Regions from separate parts of the Homo sapiens genome. Here region 1 is linked to region 2. Evidence: chromatin loops called from intact Hi-C (ENCODE). Cell type or tissue: PC-3. All regions are shown on one strand.

Region 1 (2,500 bases), 160 kb after region 2:
TCTGTTCATGGTAAGTGCTAATTATATTTTTACTCTCCTTTTCTGTGTTTAGATATACAGATACCATTGTATTACAGTTACCTACAGTCTTCAGTTCAGTTACATGCTGTGCTGGTTTGTAGCCTAGGAGCAATAGGCTATACCATCTAGCCTTGGTGTATAGTAGGCTATGGCATCCAGTTCGTGTAAGTATACTCTATGATGTTCACGCCATGATGAAATTGCATTTCTCAGAATGTATCCCAGTTGTTAAGCATGACAGTATGTGAAAACTGATGGCATCATGAAAGAACATGGCGTGTTTAGGGAATGTGGCTAGACTGTGGAGTTTGTGTGTTTTTTGGTGGTGCTAGTGCTGGGAGACAAAGCCAACTGTAGGATTTGCATAGTAATCTTTGAAATGCAAAAGCCAGCTCTTGTGGTTCTTTTGGTATGCTGTGTACTAGCACATTACCAGGTAGCTTTAGACACTTGATAAATATTTTTTTGATGAAACATGAAGCTGGGGGTAGCCAGCTCTTTGATCAGGATAGGAAAATATGAGTAATCCCTTCAGAACTGTGTTTATTTATCATTTATCAAGCATTCATTCAACAAATATATACTGAGGCTGCTGTGTTCAGGGCAATGAGGGAAATATAAAGATGTTTCTTCCCTGTTTTGTGCAGTGCCTCTTCCCTGAGTTCAGTTTTATTAGATTTTTCTTTTCGGAAGTGTTAATTCTATGCCTTTTTTTTATATTTTATACATGCTTGCTACTAAAGTATTGTGTAGTTATTTTTGTCTCTAAAAGGTTCAGAACCATTTTAACCCACTTCAGTGCTTTATTTCAGGAGTTCTCACTGCGTTTTGAGAAAGTACAGATGCTCAAATAGCTGATGTTTTTCTGTGACCTGTGCCTTTCCAGCCAGTATTTATAAGGTCAAGAAGGCAAAATATGCAGAATTATAGATGTGACAGCTGATTTGTACTGAACTTTTTAGGACTAACATATCTTAGCTGCCATTCTTTACTTATAGTTGATGCAAAGAGAACATTGTTTAGCAGTAGCAAAGAAAAACTTAACACTGAAAGTAAAATAGAAATTTCATTCTTAAAAATTGCACTCCTGGTAATATGTCCTTTTACCCTTGTGCAGAAGAACATCCAAACTTGTTCTTGAGGATTATTTTAAATGTATAATCATTTCCCCCTTCCCCCTATTGAGTAACCTCCATGTGTCAGCACTATGCTGGGTATTGGGTTACAACAGTAAACATCACACTTCTTGTCTTCAGGGAAGTAAAACAGTTGTCCCTCAGTGCTGGCTGTGCATTAGCTATACAAGTAAGTGTTTAAAAAATACAGATGCTAGAGTCCCTGTCCTGGAGATTCTGACTCACTGGTTCTAAGGTGGGTAGGTAAGATTACTGACAAGTTAATAGGAAATTACAGTTCTCTGAAGTAGGGCTCTGGGATAGTTTATGAGCACAGAAGAGGATTGCCTAGCTTAGTCTTAGAAGGTTACGGTTGATGGAGGGGTGGGGAGGGTATGAATACAGAATGTAAGGCAAAAGCCTGTCTTGGATTTGGGGGAATAACATGTATGGACTGCAAGAAGAAAGAGCATGGGAAGTTGGTAGTTTTTTGTGGGTGGAACATAGAAGCGGAGGCAAGCAGCAGTGAGAGGGGAGACTGGAGAAGCAAGCAGAGTCCAAATCATTCAGGGCTTTGTCTGCTGGGCCAAGAAATTTGAATTTTATCCTGTAGACATTTGGAGCCATTGATGAGTTTTAAGTAGTGGGGTGATGTGATAAGATTTATTATGCTTTCATATAATCGCTCCTGCTGCTCTGTGAAAAATGGCTTTGAGAGAAATATGAAGAGAATTTGTAGACTTGCAAAAGTCTAGGTAAGAAGTGCCAGTGGCGGGGGAATGAAGAGAAGTGGACAAATTCCAGAAATAACTTCATTTGTAGAACACACTGAACTTGGTTAAAAATAAATGTGTCTATTTGGGGGAGGGGTTGAGGGACATGAAGTAACAAAGACTGGGTTCTTAGCCTGGGGTCATGGGAGGGATGGAGGTACCATTCACTAAGATGGGAACACAAGAAAAGGCAAATTTGACAGAGGAAGGTGATAAAGTCACTTTAAATATATTGAGTTGGTAGTGGCAAAAAGACATCTAAATAGAGTTGTCAACTAGATATTTGAGCAAATTGTCTGAAGCATGGAAGCAGGATCTGGGCTAAAGATTTGGGAGACATGGCCGGGTGCGGTGGCTCACGCCTGTAATCCCAGCACTTTGGGAGGCCGAGACAGGTGGATCACAAGGTCAGGAGATCGAGACAATCCTGGCTAACACAGTGAAACCCCGTCTCTACTAAAAATACAAAAAATTAGGGGGGTGTGGTGGCGGGTGCCTATAGTCCCAGCTACTCGGGAGGCTGAGGTAGGAGAATGGCGTGAACCTAGGAGGCGGAGCGTAAAGTGAGCCGAGATCGCGCCACTGCACTCC
Region 2 (2,500 bases):
AGATGGATCGTATTTACCCAAGCTGGCTGCATGAGGGTGGACAGTGAATCAGAATTGAGACTGCCAGAATGGAGGAGCAAATAGGGGCTTCTGGGTAGGTGTAAACAGAAACCGCACCCAGAGTCAAATTAGATATTGAGAATTAGATATTAGGTGCAGAGTACTGTAAGAAATGAAACATTTCTTGCCCTCAGAGCTTAGGTCTGAGATTGTGGTTCTCAATCATATTAGACTTAGCTGACCCTGTTTATAATAACATTGTAACATAATATCTATCACATCCACTATCCTGAAATGACATTCACATGATATAACCTACTTATTGGCACGACATGAAGAAACATCAGTCAATACCTTTATGGTAATATGAAGGAGAAATATAATCAGGTTGCAATAAAATTGTGCATTTTAGTATGTCAGTGCCCACATAGACTAGAAGACAATGGAGTAGTCAGGTGCTTGCCCTTACATATGGAAGAAGAAAACATCAGAGTATTGTTGACACTCTTTGATATTTTAAATAAAGACTGAATTTATGATTCATGAAGAGCTATAATTTTACAAATTTAAATACATATTCATAACAGGTGCATTTTACTGATGACTCAAAAACATGATGTTATGTTGGAAATATTTCCCAAAATGGTGATCAATTCTTGCTAAAGTTTCGAATAAAAGAGTAACTTTTTTGTTTATAGAATAGTTTTTTCCCTAGCAAATATTAAAATTATAAATGCAAATAAGTAAGATACAAGTTGTAAGTTCAGATAATAAAAAGCAGGCTTTAATTCTTTTTTAAAATTTAGAATAGTTTTAGATTTGCAGAAATGTTGCAAAGATAGTGCAGAATTCACATACACCACATACCTAGTTTCCCCTATTTTAAAAATCTTACATTAGTGTGGGACATTTATCACAATTAATGAAACTATATTGATATTATTAACTGAAGTCCATACTTATTCCAATTTCCTTCATTTTTACCTGCTGTTTCCTTACAGGTGACATTCAGGAAACCACATTCCATTTAGTCACCATGTATCCTTAGGCTACTCCAGACTGTGACAGTTTTTCAGACTTTCCTTGTTTTTGATGACTTTGACAGCTTTGAGGAGTACTCACTAGGTATTTTGCAAAACGTTTTTCAATTGGGATCTTCTGATTTTTTTTGTCATGATAAAACTGGGATTATTGTTTTTTGGAGGAATACCACAGAGACAAAGTGCTCTTGTCACATCAAGGGGACATACTATCAACATGACATGTCCCTGATCTTACTATGTTAACCTTAATCACCTGGCAGTGGTAGTGATGAGGAAGAAACTCATTATGTAAAGCCCACACTGGCTGGGGGGAGTTATGCTCCATCTCCTTGAGGGGAAAAGTAGGCTTTTTACCTATATGAATACTCAGTGGGACTTTCCAAAGTTATACAGGTCATTACAGGATGTCTAACATCCCTGCTCACCATCCACTAAATACCAATAGTGAAACCCAACCAAAAATGTCCCACAAGTCTCCGAAGTAACCCCTAGGGGTCAGTACTGCTCTGTTGAGAACCACTGGTCTAAGATTTCCAATTCAAGTTTCCTTAGAGTGTGAATTTAAAGCATTTATAAAGAAATCTGAGTACAGAATTCCTAATTTTATGCTTTCCTCCTTATTTACAGATGCTTTTTTCCTGCCTCTAATTCAGGAATTTATTTTAGGTATTTGCCTTTGAGTGTTCTTCTTTTATATAACTTTGTTTTACAAAAACTCATATTTTACATAAACTCATTTTCTTTTTACATGAACTCATATTTTATTGCCTTATATAATATTTAATTAAATTATATATTTAAAATTACAAGGATGATTGGATTGAGCACATTGGCAGTAGACACAATCGACTTGACAAGTAACTCATCTGAGGAAGTAGAAATGCACAGAGTGGCCAACTGGTTATAGTTACTCAGCCTGACAGGGCATCAGTTCTTTATTGAGGAAATGGTGAGTGCGGTTAATCCAATAACAGGTTAAGTGGAAATTGGTTAAGAGAATTTCTACTGTAAATGCATCGATTTGAGTCCTATCAATATTAGCAAAGGCTGAGTGCGGTGGCTCATGCCTGTAATCACAACAGTTTGGGAGGCCAAGGCGGGTGGGTTGCTTGAGCTCAAAAGTTCAAGACCAGCCTGGGAAACATAGGGAGGTCCCCATCTCTAGAAAACATAATACAATTAGCCGAGTGTGGTGGTGTGCATCTGTGGTCTGAGCTACTTGGGAGCTGAGGTGGGAGGATTGCTTGAGCCCAGGAGGTCAAGGCTGCAGTGAGCTATGATTGCCACTGCACTACCGTCTGGGTGACAGAGGGAGACTCTGTCTCTAAAAATATATATATAAGAAAATATTACAGAAGATTGTTTAATGCCAGTACCTAGGATTGCTCTAGTTGTAATGAAATAGGCACTTTTATAGACTTCATCCAAACCACTTCAATTTTACAGTAAGTTTCACG

The links. Hi-C counts contacts between places; a loop is a spot of excess contacts. Peaks named below come from ENCODE experiments on the same cell type or tissue, not always from the same donor. Only the 100,000 strongest peaks of a DNase experiment are listed, where the experiment ranks them.
Region 1: a loop joins it to region 2, with 5 times the contacts of the local background. A loop is called at or near these places in 5 of 110 quality-filtered maps.

What each region holds. Positions count from the first base shown.
Region 1 is chr6:38,507,882-38,510,381 of GRCh38, reverse strand. All of the region lies in intron 6 of BTBD9 (BTB domain containing 9), which reads left to right. Among named protein-coding and RNA genes, the nearest start is that of BTBD9-AS1, 28 kb to the right of the region's middle. In PC-3, no CTCF peak of the experiment used is centred here; DNase peaks (open chromatin) are centred at 491 and 1,291; H3K27ac peaks cover 1,619 bases.
Region 2 is chr6:38,671,088-38,673,587 of GRCh38, reverse strand. No RefSeq gene overlaps it. Among named protein-coding and RNA genes, the nearest start is that of GLO1, 31 kb to the left of the region's middle. In PC-3, CTCF peaks have their summits at 1,352 and 1,552 (motif pointing right); a DNase peak (open chromatin) is centred at 1,527.